Linked DNA regions of Mus musculus: region 2 is linked to region 1. A link is a loop called in an ENCODE intact Hi-C map of the cell type or tissue named here. Cell type or tissue: heart. All regions are shown on one strand. Each heading gives the region's core, and the rest is flanking DNA. Links, peaks and the distances in the headings are about the cores only.

Region 1 (12,429 bases), core at 2,185-10,184:
TAGCTCATTTTGTCCCACAGGGCAGGCAGAGAGGCAACACCAATAGCAATAGTGAAACGACAGTGAAATCAGTGCTCCAAATCTCCACATTAGAGAGAACCCTGTGTGTTTCTCAGGTCTGTTTCCTGTCCAGCTTCAACTGCTTACACATCTTAGCCTGTCATCTGTGAGCGATTTGCAGCTGAAACAGACTTTCTTCTTTTGTTCTGAAGTTCGACTACCACATGTAAGTCAGGACTCCACCACTTTCCTTTACATTATCATACCCATTGTGTGGGTGGGTGTCACCAAAGAACATGTGTGGAGGTCAGAGGACAATCTGTGAATCAGCTTTCTCTTTCTACCATTTGAGTCCTGGGGATTGAACTCAAATCTTCAAGTTTGGCAGCAAACCTCTTTACACACTTAATCATATTGCCGGCCCAGCCCCACCATTAAATTACTTTGAAAACGCTACTTAATTTCTTGGTCTCTGTTTCTAGATCTGATAATTGGAATTATAACAGTTCCTACTTCTTGGCAGCAGAAACAGGAAGCAGCAGGCTGACCACATCTCATTTGCATACAGGAAGCAGCAAAGACAGAGCAGGAAGTAGGGCAAGGCTAGAAACAAGTGGTTTTCAAACTTTTCTAACGCTGTGACCCTTTAATACAGTTTCTCATGTAAACACCTCTTCCCCGTGATAAAATTATTTTATTGCTACATCATAACTATAATTTTGCTACTGCTACAAATTTTAATGCAAATATTTGATATGCAGGATAAACTCTCAAAATCCTCCCAAAAGTGATGTTGTTCTTCTAGCAAGGTTTCATCCTTTAAAGGTTCCACTTCCCCAAACAGCACTACCAACTGGGGAATCAAGTGTTCAAATATATGTACCCATGGGGGACATTTCTCATTCAAACCACCAGTGCCTGTTATAGTAAAGGAAGGTAATAGGTTAAAAAAGAAAGATAGGAAGAAAAGAGAAAAACTTCAGATGACAAACTTAGTGAATCTTTCACATCAATCCACCTCTATCTTCCATGTTTGCTTTCCCATTTCTATCACATTGTTGCTTCTTTCATGAATGTTCTAGAAAGAATTGTGACCTCAGTCATTCAACAGATATTTACAGAACACTTCTGGATGCTAGGTGTGACCAGATGCAGAGACTGCTTACACAAAGAGGAACTCTGGGTTCAGCTAGTATTGAATCATGGGCCCTTCCATCTTCTCGCAAGGAGACTCCCTCCCAGGAGCCAGGAGGACCTGTGCTTGCTGGCAGGCAGAACAGATGCTATGGGCTTGAAACACTGGGATGTCCACTTTGCTCTGCTCTCGCTGCAGCCAGGCATGCTGAGCCTTGGTCACATTAGAGTCCTGGCTCTGCCAGTTTGGAGCCAGGCCACTTGTTCTTGGATAGACTCCCTTAATCTTATAAACCCTGGCTTCCTTACAAGTAAAACTAGGGTATAATGCCTGCCCTGCTTCAATGCCCGAGTTTCTGTGAGAGGAGATACTGGCGATACAAGGGAGACAAGAGCCCATGCCTCCCCTCCTCACCATCTGAGGGAAGGAAGCAAACACGCCAAGCTGTGTACTTTCATTCTCTACATGATTCTCCCACTCAGGATGCCTTTCTTCAGGCAAATTGTAACCCATACAGTTTGGTGAGAAAAGCTCCCTAAGTTCCCTAGGTCCCTATAGGTGTGGTGGGGAGCAGGACTCCTGGTCAGTCCTGGACTGTGACTTAACTCTCTCTTTCCAGGCTGGAGAGAATCCATCGTGGACCTCAGGCTGTTAGAGCTGAGCTTGGGCCAGGGATGTGCAGTGGGTCTTGGTTGGAAGATATGTGTAACCCCCCCTCCACTCCCACACATAAGACATCCAGGCATAGAGCTCATGGGAACTGCTGCAGGGCAGGGCTGGAGTTTCACTTTTGGCCTAGCTTAGATGGAGAGTGACAGGGCTGGGGGCTGCCTGACAGTTCAAAGAAGATATGTGACTCGGAGGTCAAAGTTCAGCAGAGAAGTCATTCTCTAGCCTCCTCAACTGGGAAAAATGTGTTCAAGCTGTTGCCCCTCCTGAGGTCTGCCCTGTCTTTCTGTTCCCTCCCCTGGCTCCTCGCACTTTTGGGTGGGGGCGGGGTTCTTCTGGGTCTCACTCACATGGCCTGGATCCATCCATCTTTATGCAAGAAGTTCCTGGGCTCTCGTCGCACTGAGCCTTCCTGAAGGTCAGGCTCTGGTGAAGCTGAGGTGGATAAGTTCACAGACTGGATGGAAGAAAGAGACAGAGCAGACCCTGTTGATCCAGCTGGATCTAAGCTCAGAGGATGAGAGCTTCTGTTTATCTAGTGTTCCTTATGAGCCACAGGTTGTGATGCATCACGTCACTGGACCAGCACCGTATATACGAAGCCAGTAGCTCCTATGCCATTTGGCAGCTAGAGAGCTATGAGTCACTCGGAGGGTATCTGCCTACAAGAAGCTGGTCTGGAAGCTCCAAGGCCTTATCCATTCTACCATGTGCCTTTCTCCAGAGTGGGGAGAGCTGCTCCACGAAGCTTGGAGCAGTGAGGGGTGTGTGTGGCTAGTGGTCCTCCTGGAGCACTTTGTCCTCGCTGGGCACCATGGAGCAGGCATGGGCTGGAGAGAGATTTGTCTTAAATCTGGGAGCTCAGCAGCAGCGCTTTCTCTTAGGCTCTGCCCTGTGTTCCATCTGCAGCCTTCACCTCTGCTGGCTTGATCTTGTCTTTGTTGCTAGCCCGTGGCTTCCCACTCTGCACTGTGCTTTGGCTTCAGCTGCCACTACTGAAAAGTCCATCTATTCTAAGCCATAAACCACTGAGCACCTGACCTCTTTAACTGTGTCTTAAAGAGACTCAAACAGAACCTGGTTCCAGGGCATCTAGCCAGCACCCTATATAAAGACAGCGAACCTCATATTTCTTTGGATATCCCTTCTCTGCAACCATTGCAGGAAAACCATTGCAGAAGACATCAATACTGTTAGGTCATCTGCTGTGACAATATGTCTACAGATATTCTTTTAGGTCCCTAGGAATTAGTATATGACCCTTCCTACTCAAACTGTTACCTCTTTTGCTCAGAGCTCAGCGGTCTGCCAGACTTTCCTGTTGATGGGAGTCTGGGCCATGGCAGAACCAGGATTTTGTCTAAGTAGCTAATAAGGCACTCAGCTTCTAGTGGGGAGACTGGCTGGGGAATCTTTCCTATCTCTATCACATTCCGATGACTGCCTTCTAGAACACAGCCTCCTGCAGCTTGCCAAGAAGCTGGCACTTCACATTGCCTGTTGCCCAAGGTCGCAGCCTCAGGCCAGCAAGGTGCAAGGAAGGGACCTGGTACAAGCAGCACGGTTTGAACCCCACTCCCTTCACTGGTCGGCTTTCATTGTTTTGCCAACTCGTTCCCTTCTCCGAGTCTCCATTTCCTCATTTGCACAAAGTGGAGAGAAGAGTAAATATGAGAATTAATGTGACAGCTTCGAAACACTGGCACTTTGGGGGCACTCATTAAATATGCAAAGTGGCAACTGTGCTCAATCTGAGGTGGAGCTGACAGATGAAACTGCCAGGAAACCTGGCTCTGAGCTGTCGATTTGTGGCACAAAGCTGCCTAGGTTACAGAGAGACGCTCAACAGGGCCCAGGGGATACTTTCCAGCCTGGAGCTGCTGCAGAACCAGACTCATCATTTCTGAACAGCCATACCCTTTCACACGCAGCCTCCAGTTACTCCCACAGCCCAGGCACTCACAACTACACGTGTGAACACGTCCCTGTCGGGCTAGGGTAGGGTCGTCAGGTTCTAAGGAATGAGATCTAGGCTGGATAGAGAGGGGTGGCAGTCAGAAAAGTAGCATCCAGGCCTCTTGGTTCCCAGACAGGCTAGCTCCAGAGTTCCAGGCAGCCCCTCTAGATGATCAGGACCAGGCTGGAGGGACACACGGACGGACACACACACACACACACACACACACACACACACCGCAGACCATACATTCCAACAGGTGCACAGAAGCCAAGGTACAGGCCCAGTACACACCAAACAATCAGACAAGTACCACAAGAGCCCAGCAAGTGACCCACAGGGAGCCAGACCAGGGTGCTCACATTTCTAAAGCATGCCTGCTCAGCCTTCCCTGTCTGTGTCTGCAGCGACAAGCTCCATTCTCTCTGCATCCTCCCCACCAAGCCGCTTGAGCTTAACCTGGGCATGTGGGCCGCCGCCGGTCCTGGGGCCATTATGCGGCCGCATGGCCTGCCTCGCAGGGGCGCAGAGCAAACTTAACCTTCATTTGGGAGCGCCCAGCGGCCAGAGCGCGCGGCGCAGCCATCGATCGCTGCTAATGGCCTCGTCTAAATGCGGAGCCGTTGCCTCCGCCCCCGGGTCAGGGCGCCCCCGCCCTAGCCCTGAGCTCGGTGCAAAATGGTGTTTACAAAAGTCAATATTGGCCACAGTGCTGCCCAGGCATGGAAGAGCCCCGCTGGGTGCCCCAGCACAAGGCCCTCTCCTGCTGTCCCAACTGACCCTAGTCCTGAATAGTCACCTGAAGGCCAGACATCCAACAGGCCTTGGCCAAGGTCGCAGAAGACTATCAATTGCCCGCATCCTTTCTGTTTAGTACTGTACCTAGGTATGTCTTGACTTCAGGCCCCAGCTCTTTAATGGGTCAGATCCTTTCTCTGCAAGGTCCCAGAGTGTCATTTTAAAATCCGTTTCCCAAGAATAGTTGAAGGATGGTCTTAGAGATATAATAGCCAGGAACTCCTAAAACAGACTCTCACTCTTCCTTACCTGGTTTCCTTCAGCTGGGCTAGCCTCTGCTCGGCTCAGCTTATCTAGGACAAAGCACCGTCTCTGGAAGGTTCACACCTGAATCTTGGTCTCTGCACTGAATGGCCTGGGTGTGACACTCGAACTTTTCTAAGCTCAGCATCACATGGAGGTGGGGGTCAGACACTAGGTAGCTGGACAATGGATCACCTGCTGGGGAAGCCTTCAACATGCTGACCCCAAAGCCTAGGCCAGGCCTCAGCCTGGAGCCCAGTGTTAAAACTGCACACATAGAGATCACACACCATTTAGGGTCTCCTTTTATTTTGCATTGCTAGTTTCGAGTTTTCAGGAAAACATAATAATTGCAACAGTTTCTCCCTATGCCTCTGATCTCTGGTCCCCTAAGAGGAAAGAATTAAAAGAGCAGGAGGAGGGGAGAAGGACTGGCCCCAGTGCTGTTCCTGGATCCCGCAGGGCTGGCAGACCAGCAACCAGAGCCTGCCCTCTGGTGGCCATGGCTATGCTGACAGCCCTGCTCCTGGATTTTTGGGCTTGCAGAACACATTTCAGGCACACTCCTATGTGGCAGCATATTTTAGATGGTCTTTTATTTGAGACATTATATTCGTTGAGTGTTTGAACACTAACAACCTCATTCAACTTCAGAGAGATTTCTCCGTGTCAGTCATAACAGCAGCCCCTGTGTGAGCTGTTTCTTCTCTTTCTCTCCAACACCTCATCCCACTGTGCTGATCTTTATTTTCATTATATACTGTGATTTTTCCTAAGTCACATTCTAATGAGCACTGGGTGGAAACTTGAATCCAGGCCTCCACGCTCTAGGTCTGTGCCTGCAACCATTGCACCCTTTCTACTCTAGAATCCGGAGATGGTTCAGACAGTGTGACTTGAGCAGCCTAGATTAGTCATGTCTGGAGAATCAACGTTTTAGAATCAGTGAACCCTGAGAAGAAGGTATTTTAGATGTGAGGACTCAGGAATCATAGAGAAGGGCTTGCTGCGGGGATGGTGCAGAGGGTGGTTCCTGGTTTTGCCATTTGAAGACAGACAGTATAAGGCCTGGCTAGGTGGTGCTACAGGGTGGGAAACTCAGGACAGCCTCCGGTCTCCTGACCTGCGGTTCTTTCCATGTGTGTTTCTCAATCAAAGCTTCTCCAATCACGCTCTTTTTACAGCCATCGCAATAAAGCTGTGGACTTTTGTTCCAGAACAGCACATAAAATATCCCATTATTTGCTTCCTAGCCTGAGCTTCTGTTTTACGTTTTGAGTCTAAAGTGTAAGCCTCATAAAAGGTAATCATCTAAGGCCTGTTCAAAGAGAAGCCATAAATTGCCCATTTAGCCCAATCAGCCTTTATTGTGCTCCTATGGGTACCCGAGGAGGACAACCTGGGTCCCGGGGAGAGGAAGGGGGAGCAGAAACCCCAGCTCCAGTTTCCGAGCTTCTTAACTCTCTTTAAGGGAAGAGTGCCAAGGTGTAGAGTTGATCCAAGGGACAGAAATGACATAGGAAACATCACCACTGTGCCATCCGTGTTTAGCTGCAGAGTGGGGGTGGGGGAGGGGGAGGCCAGTGGGAGCTGGGAAAGAATGAAAGCAAAGAAGGCAGGATTTGCTGTTATTATTATTGCTATTAATTGCTCAGTAATGACTATGCCCTAGGCCCTGTGCTAGGTATGGGAAGTATCTTATTGTACAGCATTCTTGCCGTGCCTTTTGGTGGGCAAACATAAGCTCAGGGAGGCAAGATGTTTACCCAAGTTCATGTAGTCAGCAATCCCAGAACTGTGATCAGACGGAGTTTTACTTGATGTGGAAGTGTTTAACAAATGTTTCCTGCCACACCGCTTTGGGGGTTGGTCTTAAATGATTGGAGTGACTTACAAATGTAGGCCACAGGGTGTCTGCAATATGCAGGGCTGGAGGGCAGCAGACAAAAAGGCTCTGGTGGTTCATGCATGCTCACCCTGTTAACTCTAACATGGGGAACCTATGTGCCTCCAAATTGACCCTGCCCAGGTCTTCTCCTGCACCCAGTGACCCAGAATTCAGCTCTGTGTTTAGGCTGTGTAGGGATGGGACTGGGATACCCTAGCCAAGTCAAGCTTCCTGGGATATGCCCTTTCCAAATTTGCTGATTGGAGGGTTCTTCTGGCTGACTCCCATCTTGCCCACCAACACCCTAATTTCTCCAAGATCTAGAGAAGTATGTGAGAGTCCATGGAGGGGCTTTGTTCTTTCTTCAGAGAGGGGGCTACAGAGGGGAAGAACTTTGTTACCCATGATCCCACAGGGTCTAAATTAAACTTGGCATACAACGATGGGGGCTCTGCCTCTGAAACTATTCCTGGGTTCACTCTGTCCCTAACCTGCCAAGTCTTGCCAAGTCTTGCCTTCTTCTCCAGCTCCTGCGTTCTTCTGCTTTAGGTTTCAGTTTTCCCATCCCTCCCCCCATCTCTCATGCCTTTCCCATCTTTCATGTAGATGTGAGAAGTCTCCTGATCAGCCTCCTCACTTCCCCTCTCTTCTATCTTATTCACCACCCACAATGTGGGCCCTGTTCCACTGAAACCCCAGTGCTCCCAAGACATTGGTCAGTCCCCCATCTTGTGTAGAAAGGCTCTTCATCACCTGCATCTGTGGGTAGCTTCAGGCTTCCCTCTTTGTAAGGTGTGATTCTGGGGAGAGTAAGCATGGTCAGATGAGTCAGCCTGCTAATCCACACACTGGGATGCTAACAGAGTCTTCACAGGAGTGCTGCAAAGATTCAACAACACAAACATATGAAGTTTTTATAGCATTGCCAGGCACCCAGTAAACACTCAATAAAATTCTCAGGGTTAACTACCATCACCACTGTCAGCTCCTAACTAGTCCTGAGCCAAACTCTTTGACCTGTTCCCCAATCTTCAGGGAAAAAAATGTTCAAGGACAGAAAAAGATTGAAGATGATTTGGTCTCATTTTAAAGATGTATGCAGTCTATCTTGTTCCTTTAAATGTGGTTTGACCTGTGGCTACTTTGACCCTTAGACTATGGCAGAAGTGACATTATGAAGTTCAGAGCTTTTCACCCTGGCTCTGGTAAGAAGTCTTGATGACACAAGAGGGGCCCCGAGACACGGGGTCACACTGATTCAGTTTTCCAGCTATCTTGTCAAGTCTTGGACAGCTAAGTGAATCTTCCTCAGTCTCACACTCCCCCCCCCCCACTCAACCCCCGTCAAACTTCTCAGTGTCCAAGTGAACAGTTGACTGAGCAGAGCTCCCTAGGCAGTCTGCCTGACTCCTGGCCTCTGAGATGGAAAGAGATTAAAATTACTGCGGTAAGCTGTTGAAGTTAGGACTGCTTGTATGGATGTAGGTAGCTGAAGCAATGAGTAAAGGGTATCTGGGCTTGCAGAGAAGGACCCACAGCTGTTGCTATGTAAAATGTACCTTAAAGTAAGTTATTATGGGTTAGGGGATAGCTCACTGCTTGATAAGACTGCTTGCCACGAAAACACCTGAATTTGATTCTCTGGAACCATCACTTAAAAAAGCCAAGTGTGGTGGCTCACATTTGTAATCCTAGCCCTGGGAAGGCAGGGAAAGGTGGATCCTTGGGGTTTGCTGGTCAGCCAGACTAACCTACTTGGTGAGCTTCAGGTCAGTGAGAGGCCTTGTCTAATCCTCAAGAGGGCTGAGGTTGCAGCCAGTGGCTGGATTGCTTGTCTAGCTTGCCAGCATGAAAACCTGAACTCAATCCCTAGCACTACATAAAGTGGAGATGCTGGAAAACATGTCATCTCAGCACACAGAAGGGTCAGAAGTTCAAGACCACCCTACGCAATATAATGAGTCAGAGGCCAGACTGGACTACACAAGACCCCTGTCTCATTAGCAAAGCAAAATAAACAAACAAATAATCCCCCACATTTATGATTATGCTTCCACTTATCCTAAAAGCATCAGTGAATTAGGCTATTTCATTATTTCCACCCTCTTAACTTTTTAGATATTTTATTTTTTTATTTAGTCAGTGTAAATTATCTTCTAGATTGAAGACCCAGTCCAGGATACAGTAGCAGCCAATCCGATCTTCAACTGGGTATGGGATGTTGTTTCATATTCTAAGAGTTTGACAAAAGCCCCTGGCCCACAGCCTGGACAGATTTTTTTTTTCTACTGCTTAATCTTCACTTGTTCCATCAGTAAAATTTGTAAATCTGAGCCTTTCACACAGTCTCCAGTTTTACTGCAACCTGGTGTTGCTTTCCAAACTTTTACCGTTGCGAGCCTCACTTGGCTGTAGTTACACAACCCATTGTCCTGTCATCGTGACAGATGGATCTAGTCTGTGAGAATTATTTAGGGCTTCTAGATTCTTTTATTATCTTATAATTAGTGGGGTCATCTGGAGGTTTCCTAGGAGATGAGGGATTGAGTCTGCATGTTTCTTTTCCTCCCTAAGAAGGCAGCTAATTCATCACGGTGGAACACCTGGCTGCACCGGCGCGCTGGCTGCACCGGCGCGCTGGCTGCACCGGCGCGCTGGCTGCACCGGCACGCTGGCTGCACCGGCGCGCTGGCGGCCTACTTGGCTGCCTCATCGGGGCTCATCTTCCACCTAATGTTTTTTCTCTCTTTCTTGACTTCATGGTTTCTTCTTGACTTTTCCTTCTTGTTTCCATGGCTAGAGACATTTAGATAACAATGCTTTACAAAGAAAGACATTTACTAGAAAAGTAAACACACATACGTCAACGTCGCCCGACTTACAGAGATAATAAAAGTGACCCTGTGTTATTACGCTTGGTTTTTCACCATAACCACCATTCGGTATGCATTTTATGAACTTGGGTGCCAAGAAGAATTTACATATTTGTGTAAACTTACCTTGATGTAATAAACCATAGGTCTCCTGCCCCTCTTACTTTTCTGTGTGCTGTTCAGATGACCGCCACTTTGCCCCTGGAAGGCATCGTAAGCTGGATCCTTATTTAAAACCACGTCACTCATAGCCTCTAATGCAGTCCTGCTTTCTAGGAATGGCAGGAGGCTTCATAGCTATTCTTATGTCCTGGTTTCTCTGCAAGCCATGGAACTGCCCACCCCAAGAGACAACACTTCCTTGAAGCAGAGAGTGGTGTCAGAGCTTAGGGCTTTGGGTTCTGTGTCAGCAAATGAAGTCTTAGTGTTGGGACACCAGCTTTTCCCTTCTGTTTTTTTTTTTTTTTTTTTTTTTTTTTTTTTTTTTTTTTTTAATCATGTCACTTGGGACAGAGATGGTGGTTTCAGCCCTCCAGGATTTGTGTTCTGGCTAGTTTTATGTCAACTTGACAGTCATTTGAGAAGAGAGAACCCCAGTTGAGAAGATGCCTCTATAAGATTGGGCTGTAGGCAAGCCGGTAGATCATTTTCTTGATTGGTGATTTATGGAGGAGGGTCCAGCCCACTGTAAGTGGGGGCACCTTTGGGCTGGTGGTCCTGGGTTCTATAGGAAAAAGGTTTGAGCAAGCCATGAGGAACAATCCTGTAAGCAGACTCCCTCCATGGCCTCTGTCTGCTTCTGCCTCCAGGTTCCTGCCCTGACTTCCTTAGATAATGGCAGTGATGTAGAAATGGAAACAAAACACACCGTTTCCTCCCCAAGTTGCTTTTGGTCATGGTGCTTTATCACAGCAATACCCTAAATAGTCACACAGCATCTCTTCCACTGCTGGTCTCGGGAAGCGTGGGCGTGTTCTCTCCTCCATCACTCCTGTTCCCTTCTTTTCTCACACTGCTATATGATAGATGGACTGTACATGTAGGTGGGAGGACTTAGAGATAAAGGAGAGACACTCAGAACATCTTTACTGCCTATGTTTTCTCATGCAACTCTTATATCAGAATCAATCCCACAATTCCTTCCAAGCATTCTCATGCTTGTATCACAGGGCTTTACCAGTGATGCAGAGTGCAAGGTACTTTTCGGCCAGCTCCAGGGATCTGCCACCACTGTCCCCCAGAAGATCAAGTGCCATGTTTCTCGTGATGCCTCCCAGCTGTCTTATGCACTTGCAGGTGATTGTGAATATAAGTGAACTCCAGTATACAGGTCCTTTTCTGCTTCTTGGACGTTACAAATGGCAGCACACCATACATAACACTTTTTAGCTCACTTTTCCACTCTATAACGTATCTTGCAGCTTACCCTATAGAATTTCACAAGCAATAGACTTGGCAGATATACTTCACCATACTTAACCTTTCCGTAGGAAAGGTTACTTGTCTCTAATTATGTACTATTATTACAAGAGATGCTTTGGAAAACAACCTTCGCACAAACAGCACTGTTGCCTGCCTGTAACTGTATCAGCAGGATAAGTCCCTGGATATGGTTGCAGGGCACTAGGATATACTATGTATTTTGTCAGTGTTGCAAAATTGCCCAAGAGGAGCAAGCCACTGGTTAGATTCCTTTATGATGTGGGGCTGCTGGCTCCACCATCTTGCCAACAGAGAATAATATAGAGCTTTTTTTTTTTTTTATGTCATCCAGACTGGTAGGATAGATTTTAGTGAGGTCTTAATTTTCATTTTTCTGATTACTGTGACCATGAGCATTTTTTTTTAGACTTTAGAGCCATTTTTCTCTAACTCTGAATATTACACTTTGCTTAGGTATATTGTTCATGGTTTCAATTGATCTTTACAGCTTACAATTTAAAGGAAATTGTGATATGAGAAGAAAGTATTTTCCCAATCCAGTATTTGCCCTGCAATTCCTCAGGAGTAATTGTTACCATTTCCATATGAACTTCAGAGTTTGTGAAGCTGAAAAAAACCCACTGTTGATATTTTTATTAAATATCATTAAATACTTTGAATACCTTACCATTGAATACTTTGAAGAAAATTTATTGTTTTCTTACAGCCAAATTTATCTTTTTTTCACGTGAAATGTTTTGTTTTTAATCATGCATAGAAAGGCCATTCTCACTCCAATTATAGAACTGTCCTCCTTTGCTTCTTGTGAACTTTCATCTTTTGAATTCAAATCTTTGAGCCACTTTGGTAAGGTGTGAGGCTGAACTTAACTTTAGTTTATTGCAGAAGGCTACCTAGTTGGTTCCGTACCATCTAGTGACTAATTCATCCTTTCTCTACTGATTTCAGAGGCCAGCTTTACAATACACAATTCCATATGTTTCTGGTCTTGTTTTGTACTTTCTATTGTGTTCCATTGGTCTGTGTGCCAGGGACAAGCTGTTTTAATAAATGTGGCTTTGTGAGTACTGCCTCAAACACAGGGCTGGTCATTCCTCACTACCACTCCCTTGCAGGCTCTTCTGGAATAGTATCGCATACATATTTTTGCAATATAAACTTTAGAATTGACTTATTTGCTTAAAATATACTGTTGATCTTTCCATTGGGATGACGTGACACATGATATTGACCTAGAGGGAACTGACATATTTATGATGTTGCATCTTCTCAGTCAGAAAAGTGCTCTGCCCTCCTCTTTGTTCAAGCATGTGTTTATGTCTCTCTGGAGTGCCTTAAAGTTTTCTTCACATAGATCTTGAGCATTTGTACTTAAGATTATTCCTATTTTATCTTTATTGTTGGTATTGTAAGTTTCCCTTAT
Region 2 (12,429 bases), core at 1,480-9,479, 300 kb before region 1:
ACTGTTGGGTCACGTGAAATGGCTGGTCCTGATGATCCAAAACTGCAGGAGCTCCGTGGTATGGGACAACAACAGGAAAACTGGAAGGAGGCTTGGTGAGGATTCAGTATTAATTGTGTCATAGAAGGAAGAGACCTCGAACCAGACCATTGACTCATTGCAATGAACATTCACAGGTGAAGATGTATGGACAGAGGGGCACACTGTGGGATACACCGTGACGCACTGCAGCTTCTATAATGAGATATTTCCTAAGCTTTGTTTTGTCCTTTTTTGTTTGTTTGTTTGCAGGTTTTTATTTCTGGGGGAGGTTGTGAGGGCAGAGAGTGAATACAAGGGAATGGGGAGATGAGTGGGACTGGGGTGCATGATGTGATGAAACTCATAAAGAATGAATAAAAAGTTTAAAAATATTACACTACAAGATTTTAATACCAGCATTTAAGGGGAAGGGTCAGATCTCTGAGTTCAAGGCTACATAATGAAACCCTGTCTCAAAAAAAAGCTATTACATTTTTATTTGTTGTGTTGTACACACACACACACACACACACACACACACACACACACACACACACACACACACAGTGCCATAGCATATGTAGAGGTCAGAAGACAACTTGTAGGGGTCTAGTGTATCCTTCTATCATGTAGGTTCTGGGGTCATTCTTGGAAGCAGTTGCCTTTGCCTGCTGAGCTATCTTGTTGGCCCAAGAAAGATCTTAAACACTCATTGTGTTATTGTGAGATGGGATCTAGTGTATTATTTCCTTTATTGTATGCTTCACCATAAGATATAACTTTTTGGTTATTGTTGACTTCAGGATAGATTTAAGAGCCAGGAGAATAAAATTATCACTTTTATTTTATTTTTTATTTGGTACCTTTTATTCTTTGAAAGTTCTATATATTTATACAACAATAAAAAACATCAGTTTTATGTCCAGTCATGGTGGTACATGCCTTAGTTCCAGCACTTGGGAGGCAGAGGCAGGTGAATTTCTGTGAGCTGTAGGACAGCCTGATCTACATAATACATTCCATGCCAACCAAAGCTACATGGTGAGACCTTGTCTTCAGAACACCACCACCACCACCACCACCAACCTTCCAGACCCACATCAGTTTATAGGCCCGTTTCCCAGGGCCCAAGTGCAGAGTGAGCCCTCAATAAACACTTGTTGGAAAGAAGACGCTGAAGGTAGGAACAGGAAGGGAGGTAGACTGAGTACATCATCAGCTCTACTCTGCTCTTAGCATACAATTCAGAAAGACTTAAAATATGACTCTCAGTGGTAAAAAAGAAAAGGGACTATGATCAGGAAATTCCATTCTGGCAGTCATCTTATCAATGCTAATTTTAAAAAATTTATTATTATTATTATTATTATTATTATTATTATTATTGTGTGTGTGTACATGAGCTTGCCACAGTGTGAATGTGGAGGTCAAGAGATGGCTTTGTGGAGTCAGTTCTCTCCTGCCACCTTCGTGTGGGCTCCGGTGATTGAACTCTGGTCATCAGGTTTTCCTGGCAAGCAATTGACTGTCTCTCCCCGGTTTTAGTTTTGTCTTGACCCACTGTGCCTCTATTACACTATATTAGGGCATGGAAAATCTCTGCTGTAAAAGGACAAGTTCCTGGTTTATGTTTTAGATCTGAAACCACTTAGTGCAAATGTCTGCTTGAAACCTTATAAAATTATAGTATATCCTCAGGGCTTTAACAGTGACTCTATTGAAACTAGGCAAGAATCCACCGGTATCCTTGCAGACTGATCTCTCTCTCTCTTTAGCTGGCCATTGTAGTGTTTCTGTTGCTTTCATTACAGTAAATATATGGAGAGGGCATGCTCATGCCATGGTATGCATGTACAGTCAGTTCACTATGCGGGCCCTGCTGGCGGAACTCATCAGACTTAGTAGCAAGTACCTTTACCTGGGCTCTCTCCCTAGTCCTTTGCTATTTTTGGTTTTGCTTTTTATTGTTTTGCTTTGAGACAGTATTTTGCTATGGAGTCCTGGCTGGTCTGGAACTCATATGCAGACCACGAACAAGATAACTTCAAATTTAACAATGATCGCCTTGCCTCCATATCCTGAGTATTGGGATTAATGAGGCATGCACCAACATGCTTAGCTGGCACTTCTTTTAATTTTTTAAAAAAGATATGTGTGCTGGGCAGTGGTGGCGCACGCCTTTAATCCCAGCACTTGGGAGGCAGAGGCAGGCGAATTTCTGAGTTCGAGGCCAGCCTGGTCTACAGGGTGAGTTCCAGGACAGCCAAGGCTACACAAAGAAACCCTGTCTTGAACCCCCCTCCCCAAAAGAAAGTTATGTGTGTGTGTGTTTGCATGAATGCAACATGTGTACAGATGCCCAAGGAGGGCAGAGAAGGGGTTAGAGCCACTGGAGCTGGCCTTACAGGGTTGTGAGCCACTTGAATAGGAGCTAGGAACTGAACTCAGGTCCCCTGAAAGAGCAGGGAGTGCCCTTAAGCACCAAGCCATCTTCCCAACACTCAGCAATGTGATTGTTGTCTTTATTTTAATTAATTAATTAATTAAGTAAGTAAGTTATTGGGTGAGCACTACAATGTACAGAGGTGGTCAGAGAACGACTTGTGGAGACAACTGTCTTCTTTCCGTAGTGTGGGGCCTTCCAAGGGATCGAATCCAGGTCGTCAGGTTGGCCCCAAGTGCCTTTACCAGCTGAGCCATTTAGCTAGCCCCAGAATGCTAGTTCTTGATCAGTTATTGAGTGTGGAAGGATGCTTTAACAGACTGAGCTGTATTTCTTCCGTATTCTCTTACTGATGGGTGGGGGTCAGTGCGGATTCTTACTAAGCTTTTGGGTAACGGAATAGAGAAGTGTCCTCGAGGTTCTCCAGACAGCCGGAAGCAGAGCCGGGTTGAGAACCTGACTCTCCTGGCTCTTCCTCCAGCACCACCATGCTTTCTCTACCACCTTCCAGTCAAGGACTTGCAAAGGAGAAGCAGTCATCCCCGTGGTGCCCCAGAACTGCTCTTACTGCGCAACAGGACTTCACGAACATTTATTGAATTTATGTATTTTAAACCACGTTTAAAACAAAAGCCAACGCCTCAGGCTCCACCTCTGGAAAATCCAATTTAATTTTAAAGGCCACTTGGATGAATCCAACCAGTGGTTCTCAAATGGAATCTTGGTGAGGGCTGGTGAGACCCAGAAGGCGGCCCACCCTGTGGGTTTTTGAATCAGCCAATCTAGTGTATGGTCAAAAATATTTCCCTCTCTCAGTGTCTCTGTCTGTCTGTCTCTCTTTTCACATGTATGTATGTATGTATGTATGTATGTACGTACATATGTGTGTATGTATGTGTATATGAGTGTGTGTGTGTGTGTGCAGGTTCATGTGTGTGAGGACAAAGGACAGGCACCATCCCTCTGGTGCCGTCTTCCTTGCTTTTTGAGAGGAGTCTCATTGGCCTAGAACTCACCAGGGCTAGACTGGCTACCAGTGAGCCCAAAGATCCACGAGTCTCCACCTCCCTGCCCTGGAATTACTGGCACATTAGAATTACCACCCCTTAAAAACTTGTAGGTGACACTGGTACTCTGGGAATCTCTATATCAAAAGTAACTGGGATAAATGCTACGAGCCTACAGCCATACAGCCAAGTCTATGGGTTTGGGACTAAGTCTATCCACAGTGCCTCATCCAGATTAGGTCCTTAGCGTGAGTGTATTGGCACTCAGCAGCCAGTTAATAAAAGCTCACAAATGAAACCTATTGCCTTGCCGGCCATTGCAGAAGCTGCAGAGCAGAGGGAAAGGTCCCCGATGTCCTCTCATTAAGGGAGTTGCTGATGGGATGACAGATTGCTCTTTTTTTATCTTACTTGGCAGTGTCTTTGATCCCAGAAGGCTGTAGAGCACAAAGGACCCTCAAACTCTGAAGAGATGTGGAGTAGATGTGTTGAGCATGGCTCGAGGGCAGATGAGGGTGTGGAAGCTGTGTGAGGAAGGTAAGAGTTCCCAACAGTGAGTTGGGCTTCTTAAGGACATGGCTCCTCTACCCTGGATACAAGCAAACCATTTTCCAGTCCCGAGCTTCTGTCATTCAGTGGCCATCATGTTTGAGTTGGAGTGGGGTCTGAGGTCCACCTGGAACCCCAGATATATTCTCAGGCCTTCTTGAGACCCAGGATGCAGGAGTTCCTTTGCTATAGAAGTGGAGGAAAGGGTCAGGGTCCCGCCTAAGTTTGTGCCTTCTCATAAGAATCCAAATGCTGAAACGTTCCCTTGGCTTCTCTTTCTGCCCCCCCCCCCCAGGGACAATTGCTCAGCAAAGGCTTCTGGGAGGACGACTATTAGTAGAGTACTACTAGTAGAGTTTGGGAGGTAACTCTGTGATGGAGAAGAGGAACTGTGTGCTTCCATGGAGAAACAGCACCAGAAAAAGACAGTAATGAAGGGTACGGGAAAGCCTCCTGATAGCAAGAAGGAAGGTCCCTGTGTGAAAAGGGGGCACACAAGGTAAATGGGGAAGTGCATCAGAAAGTGTTTAGTGTGAGGTTAAGGAGCACGGATGATGCCCTGTGATTATGTGACAGAGCACGGACTAGAAAGCTACAAGGCCATTAAGCTGCTTGAGCCAGTTCTACAAAGCCCTTTGGATTTTTGAGCCTGCCCTCCCGTTTATCTCCTTCTCTTCCTCCTTCCACCCTTCTCCCCGCTCTGCCCGCTTCCACCACCCCCTCCTCTCTCTTCCTCCTCCCTGTAAACTCCCTTGAGTTCTATTTTGAAACCCTTAATGGGTTTTTCCATCTCACTTGGGACATTTTGAAAATGCTCTCTGGCTTGGCCTATGTTGGGGCTGGGCCCAGGGCAAGCTGGCTAGGAGGTGGGTCCCCAGCAATAAGCAACCCACAGAATTGTGTCTGTTATTTAAGAAAAGTTTCTGGGTTTTTGGCTAATTGCAAAAATACATAATGGATGCTTTTTGCATCTGCTAGTTATTCTAGAACAGGCCTGCATCCAAGACCGAACTTTAAACAAACAATAAGATTATGGCGCTTAACTATTTCAATGTGTAACAGAAAAGGAAGCCAAGCCCCAAGAAGTTACATTAACACATGCATTCAGACATAAGCACACGAGCACTCATACCAACAGATAAAACATACACACGCAGGGTTTGGCAACAGCACACACAAATACATGCTTTCATACTAGCAGTTAGAGTATATTTGCACACCCAGCTCACACACAACTCCTATACATTGACCCTCAAGGTACATATGTAAATGGTACATGCATACCTGTATTTGAAAACACCCTCATGACACCAAACACAAAAGGACATAGACACGCAACACCAAGCACAGATGTGGCACAAATCTTCCTTTTTTCCCTAACCATATGGGTGCTCTCCCTGGATAAGTGAATGGTCCTCACAATAGGAAATACATGAAGCACTTTGTCAGCTAGCTGGGCACTGGCTGTGTCTAGGCTGCGATTGGTGTAGTTACCAATGTAGTCACAAGGGGGCACCCAGGGTCCATTCTGCGTCTGTCTACCTTCCACTTTCGAGAACAGATCAGTTTCTGTGTATACACAAGCCTGCACCTTCCTCTTCTGGTTCTCTGCACAGAGCTCTGTGGGCCCAACCTTGACTTTTTCCCAGTGTCCCCTGAACAATCATTTTTATCTTCTTCCTGTAACAGGTCACCGAAACAAGGCCTCTTCCAGCAGAACGATGCACCTTACCTAACTGGATTTACTAAGTCCTGATAAACACATGACTCCTACTTAACCCTTCTCTGGGAGCAGCTGTTAACATCTTCAGCCTATCCCAGAATCCTCCAGTGCAGAGTCGCCAGAGTCACTAATACACATTAAAGTAACGGGGTAAATGAGCTTATGCCAAGCCAAAATGCAGGCTGCACCCCAACTGATCAGGTGGAAGAGGTCTCTGGCCTTCCACACTCTCCTGGCTTTTTGTGTCTCAGAGTTACAAATGTCAGTTTCTAAACACAAGGTAGAGGCCGCAGGAGTAGCTCAGTAAGTAAACCACTCACTGTGCATGGCCGAGGACCTGAGTCTGCAGAACCTACACAGAAGCCTAGTGAGACAGCTTGCACACCTGTGATCCCAGCTCTCCGTGGGGAGAAAAGAGATCAAGAGAGAAGAGACCCCCCAAAGCACAAGGACCACAGCATATGCAGCAGTGAACAACAAAGATCGTCTGTATGAAACAAGATAGAGGTGTCCTAGAGTTTCCATTGCTGTGAACAGTCGCCATGACCAAGGCAACTCTTAATAAGGACAACGTTTAATTGGGGCTGCCTGACAAATTCAGAGGTTAAGATTATCATCAAGGTGGGGAGCATGGCAACTTCCAGGCAGGCATGGTGCAGGAGGAGCTGAGAGTTCTACGTCTTGTTCCAAAGGAGAAGGCTGACTTCCAGGCTGCTAGGACGAGGGTCTTAAAGCCGACACCCACGGTGACACACACACTTCCTCCAACAAAGCTGCACCTCCAAATAGTGCCACTCCCTGGGCCAAGCATATTCAAGCCACCCCAGAAGGTAAGGACACATGAGGCTGCTTAGTGAACAACAAAGATAGCCTGTGTGAAACAAGATAGAAGGTAAGGGCACATGACTTGCACACATGTACTGTGGCACACACATCAGCACTCACACACACCACATACACATACAAATGAGTTTAAAGCTTCCCATACAAGGTAGGGACAGGAAGACAGGAAGCCATGAAACCCATGCTTTTCAGATTCCTGGGCAGGAGTGCTCCGTTCTCCTCACTAAGTAGCTCAGACTCCTCTAACAGACACCCCTACAGTTCATTATGACGAGGCCCTGAGCAATTCCAGAAACAAAGGACTGATGCCCTTCCAAAGATGTAGGGTCTGCTGTGTGCATGGGACCAGCACACCATGGGGCACGCAGCAGCAGACCCAGTGCAGGGAGAGGTTGTGAGGAACTTTCTAGAGAAATGGAAGGAGAAGGAGGAAGAGTTGAGGAACGAGCATTGTATCTGCTTGGTTAATCCTCATAGACGCAGCCTGCGCGTCTGTGGTCTGAAACCCTAACCACCGGTCCAGAGTGATTTTTATTGATGTAAGCAGAGGACAAGCTTGAGACTCACAGGCCAAAAGCAACCTGGGATATTTGGTTTCTATGGCTTCACAATAAAACACCTGCTTATTACCTCGAGTTCGGCAGGTCAGAAGTTTGGGAAGAGTCAGCTGGGTTCCCATCGTGCTGTCAGAAGTCTAAGATCAAGAAGTCAGCTGGTCCAGGCTCTTCCTGGAGGCTGTGGAAAATTCACCTCCAAGCTCCTTCCTTACGACTGAAGGGCAGAGGACCTCATTTCCTTGCCTACTGCTGCTCATCAGGGTCCTTGGCTCTGAAGACTGCTCTAGGGACTTTTCCACATGTCCTTCCATCTTCAACACAGCCAAGGAGGCAGGATCTTTCTTGTGGTTTGCATCTGTTATCTCTGTTGCCAAATGGACAGAGTTGACTTAAACGACTCAGGTGACAACAATGGCTTTGACTAAGTATCCTCGCATCTTATGTCGTCTGGTCAGTTCCTCAGCTGCAGCTGTTAAATCTCCTTTACCTTGTAGTTCATGAAGGAGGGAATTATCTTCGGGTGGCGGTCAGAACTCTGCCCAGAGGGCCTTTACCCTCATGCAGCCTTGTCCCCTTTGAGCATGTGATTTGGCTTTATAGCAAAGGGTCAATTATCAGACTGTGGCCAATCAAGTTGTAAGAGCCCGTTAAAAAAAAAAAAAGTTTCTCTGGCTGGCAGGAGAGAAGAAAGGCAAAGAGGCCCAGGCATGGGAAGCACGTGTCCTGCAGTTGCTTGCTTTGAGGATAGAGACGGCCTTGTGCCAGGGAGGGAGAAAGTCTGGCAACTGGAGTGGCCTGAAGTTGACAGCGAAGACTCAGGGGTTGGCAAGGCCGTGCCTCCAAGGAACTGAATTCTGCTAGTTGGATGAGCCTGGTTGTGGATTCTTCCTCAGAGCTTCCAGATAAAAGCCTGCCTCTGGGTTCCAGTGAGCAGAATCCTGCTGAACTTACCCAAACTCTGACAGGCAGAGCTGAGAGGAACGAAACAGTGCTGTTCAGAGCTGCTAGCTGGGGGAAATTTGTTGTTCAACAATAGACAACTACTACACCAGGCAGGGCATGGCGATCTCTGATTACCATATACAGCTCTCCCCCCCCTCCCCCCCCCGACTTTTACTTTTGTCTGTTTAAAAGTAAGTTTCGATGTAAATGAAATAAATACCTAATAAAAAAACAAAATAAAAAAAGTAAGTTTCATGTGAAGTTTATTTGGCCTTTAAAACATACTAAATTTTAAAATGTGTCTATTTTTAAGTATTCTTGGCTATTTCTTCTTTTATTCTTTTGTGCCATATAGTTTTTATGTTTTATATTTTTGTTTTATTTTTTTATAGTTTTGACAGATTCAGTTTCTTACTGAGCCTCTGTGAGGATATTAACAAAAATTTTAAAGTCTGTTTTTAGTTCTTTTCTGCTTCTCGTATTGTTTCCTGAGGTCATTGGAGATGTTTGTCTTTCCCTGGGTTTAGAGGCATCCCTCCAATAACCTTTGCTAGTTCACACCCACGTGTAAAGGGCATGGGCTGCTCACTGCACTTCCTGTCAGCCACTAGACAACTTCCTTCACTCTCTCCACCCATGGGGTCTCCTATGGACATTCACCTTCCACAGAAGCCTGCAGCCTCTCCCTCTGGAGAGCCCATACAGGTATTTTGCTGTTCTGTGAAGAGTGAGAAAACAGACTTCCCAGGACCCACTGTTAATTCAAGCAGCACTCTGGGAAAGCAACTTGGAGAAAGAAAAGATTTATTTGGTCCACACTTCTAGTGACAGTCCATTATTGAGGGATGTCAGGGCAGGAACTCAAGCTGGAACCACAGAGGAATATTGCTTGCTGGCTAGCTTGCTCACAGGTTCATTCTTAGCTAGCTAGCTTGCTTTCGCCTTCCCTCCCTCCTCTCTCACTATCTGTCTCTCTGCCTCTCTCTCTCTCTGTGTCTCCCTGTCTCTGTCTCTGTCTATCTCTTTCTCTCTTCCTTTCTTTCTGAGACAGGGTTTCTTGGTGTGGCCCTGGCTATCCTGGAACTCACTCTGTAGACCAGTCTAGCCTTAAACTTGAAGATGTGCCTGCCTCTGCCTCCCAAGTGCTGGGATTAAAGATGTGTGTCACCACTGCCCAGTGACATTGTTTCTTTGGAGTCATCCATTAGTTTTCTCTAGTCCACAACGGAAGTTTTGGTATCTGCAAACTCTGGTGCTCATCACTCTAAGCTAATGTTTTAGGATCCTCTCCAGCCCCAAACACAGGTGCACTCTTAGGTCTTCCTCGTCTCTGAGCTGTGATGGACAGCTCACCTACACGTCTTCCTAAAGCCTTCCTCACTACCCCACCCCCCAGCTCTGCTTGAACGTCTAAAGGATGGGAGCTTGGTATGACCAGCATGATCATAGAGTAGGTCAGATTCCTCTCCCTCATCTCAATTAACAATAGAGTTTAAAAAAATAAATAAAAAGACAGTAGATTTACAGGTCACTCATCATTTCCCCTCACTTACTGTGGTCCATCTCATCTCAACTTCAGTATGAAGCCACAGGCAGCTGCTGTTATCCTCCTTCACACAATAGGCAAGCAGAGTTTTGTGGGGTTATTTAGAGGCCCCCCAATGACAGTAGCAGCTGAAAGGTGACCAACCTAAAGAGTACCTGATGCGAAAGGCTGGGAATTTGAAATGGACTTGCAAGGTCTGCTTGAAGTCTCTTCATCTCTTCCAGGAAGCCTCTTCTAATCCTGTTTGCTTCCTGTTCTAAACTTTCACAGAAAACCAAATTAACATGGGTTTGACCTTCTGGGACATTATTTGTTTTCATACCATGAAGGCCAGAAGCCATGTCCAGGCCCCGTGCAGTAGCCGAGGGACAAGGACTGTGGCTCTCTCATTGTACCTCACTGTGTGAGTCCAACTTTTTGTTGAGAGTCCAATGTGAATGAGAAAAAGTTTAAAAGGAGGCGAGGTTTACTTTGGCCCAGAAGAGCTCTGAGAGGCAGTCTGGCTCTACTGAAGTGTAATATGGGCAGTTAGTTTCCTCCTCTTTTGCCCAATGAAAGGGCCTCCTAGTTCCTTTCGGCGGAGAGGCTGGGGCAGTAAGGAAGTGCGGGATGCTCAGCTGTGAGCAGGCTCTGGATTGCCCTCGCCAAGTCCAGATTTTGCCTCCAGCCATTGGTGTCGGGATTTGCCAAACAAACCTAATCACTTAATGAGAAACGAAAATGGTGCCTGGTCCCTCCACTAAATTGCCCCTTTGAAAACAACACACAGGAGATTTATAGTAATCGCTATAATTACCTCATAAAACCCAGAGTTTGAAGACTGACACGCCTCATTTCTGGGAGGAATTTAGAGGCAACAAATTAAGGCAAAGAGTTCTTGGCCTGCTTTGTCCTTGGCTCCCTGGAACCCAGGGCTCTTCCCACAGAGTTCCTGACCCCAGCCAAATATTGTTCCAAACTGCAGGCAGGGCTTTTTTTTTTCCTCCCAGGCTTGTTCCTCCCCTTTTCAATTGGTGCTCTCAAACGAAGGTGAACCAAAGGTCCTAAGAAACCTTGGCATGAGAGCAGACACACAACTCTGAGGCCTCTTACAACATCTGAGCTAAAAGGCAGGAAGAACGGATGGGGACATACATAAAGGCCGCCCTTAGTGGAGAGAGTTGCTATGGTTACTCCTGGGCACTTGCTCTGCTACAGGCACTGGGCTGGATGTTTGGGGTACAACAGAGGGGTGGGGTTAGGACTCCCCAAAATGGTGGTGGTGGGGGGGATCATGAAAGTTCCTGTTCCCTAGAGCTTAGCTTACCTCCTAGCGGAGGCACACAGACAGGAGGCAGAAATAACAAAGAGACTCTTATAATATGGTGTTATATTAGTTCCTGTTCTTGTTCTGTGGTCAAATATCTGACAAGAAGTCACTGAAAGAGGAGAGGTTTATCTTGGCTCCTGGTCCTGGGGATACAGTTCATCACAACAGGCACAGTGGAGATCTGTGGCATAAGGAGCTTACAACATAGGTTCCCTGCATCTCAGTGGGCTAGGAAGCAGAGAGGGAATCCAAGCAGGCCATAACACAGACAGCTCTCCCCCAGAGAGGCCTCATAACCTCCTTAAGCATAGCCACCATCTGGGGACCAAGTATTCAAACACAAGAGCATTTAGGAGACAGTTTGAGTGCTAATTGTATAAAATAGGTTTCATAAGGGCACACACACTATGAACAGAAGTAAAGTAGGGAAGGGTCACAAAACGTGGGGGCCTAATTTTGTTTTGGGTGGTCACTAAGGGTAGTGGAGCAAGCCAAGGAAGAGCCCACCATAGATATATGAGGGGACGTATTCCCAGTTAGTGGGAGGATCTACTTCAGAGGGAGGGAGTAGGAGTGGGCATGATCCTTACTATCTTCCAGGAATAATAGCCCAGGAGGCCAGTGCAGCGGGAGCAAGGACAGCTATGCGGGGCACTGGAGGGATTGCCTTGTCCCAGTCTAGGAGGTCACTGGAGAGTGACAGAGAATAACACCACATGATTGCAGTCCAAAAAAAAATTTAGATTCTTATTGTATCTGATCACCGTGTTGAGATTTTTGGTTAGGAGGCTGCAGAGATGGCTCAGTGGTTAAGAGGGCACCCTGCTCTTCCAGAGGATCTGAGTTTGATTCCCAGCACCCAGGTGAAGTGGCTTACAACCACCTATAGCTACAGCTGTAGGAGATCTAATGTCCTCCCTTAGCCTCTGTGCACACTGCACCAATATGTGTAGAACCACACACACATACACATAATTAAAAATACTTTTTTTTTCCAAAGAATTGAGCCGGGAGGCAGAGGCAGGCAGATTTCTGAGTTCAAGGCCAGCCTGGACTACAGAGTGAGTTCCAGGACAGCCAGGGCTACACAGAGAAACCCTGTCTGGAAAAACCAAATAAATAAATAAATAAATAAATATTTTAAAAAATAATTGATAGTTGGGCTGGGGATATAGTTCAGTGATGGAGCATTTCCTTAGTGTCTTGAGCATCACAGACAGACAGGGAGACAGGCAGACATCACACACACACAAACACACAGATACACACACTTGATTAATTAAAAATAAAGGCTTATGATACACATCGGTAATTTAAAAGGTAGATTTGTGAATTTTGTATTTTGTTTTTTGACATAGGGTCTCACAGTACAAACTAACCTTAAACTAACTATGCACTTGTCTACACACACACACACACACACACACACCACACACACACACACACACACACACACACACACACACACAGAAGCTAGAATGCACAAACT

Evidence for each region. Hi-C counts contacts between places; a loop is a spot of excess contacts. Peaks named below come from ENCODE experiments on the same cell type or tissue, not always from the same donor. Only the 100,000 strongest peaks of a DNase experiment are listed, where the experiment ranks them.
Region 2: a loop joins it to region 1, with 7 times the contacts of the local background. A loop is called at or near these places in 15 of 42 quality-filtered maps.

The regions. Positions count from the first base shown.
Region 1 is chr4:114,640,754-114,653,182 of GRCm38, reverse strand. All of the region lies in intron 1 of Gm33655 (a long non-coding RNA gene), which reads left to right. Among named protein-coding and RNA genes, the nearest start is that of Gm12829, 33 kb to the left of the region's middle. In heart, for the core only: a CTCF peak has its summit at 5,300 (motif pointing left); no DNase peak of the experiment used is centred there; H3K4me3 peaks cover 469 bases; H3K27ac peaks cover 607 bases; H3K27me3 peaks cover 5,112 bases.
Region 2 is chr4:114,940,708-114,953,136 of GRCm38, reverse strand. Gm40229 (a long non-coding RNA gene) reads left to right here and starts at 2,289. Exons shown (of 3, transcript XR_868023.1): 1 at 2,289-4,008; 2 at 4,316-4,519; 3 at 5,710-6,324. In heart, for the core only: a CTCF peak has its summit at 5,521 (motif pointing right); a DNase peak (open chromatin) is centred at 5,536; H3K27me3 peaks cover 4,632 bases.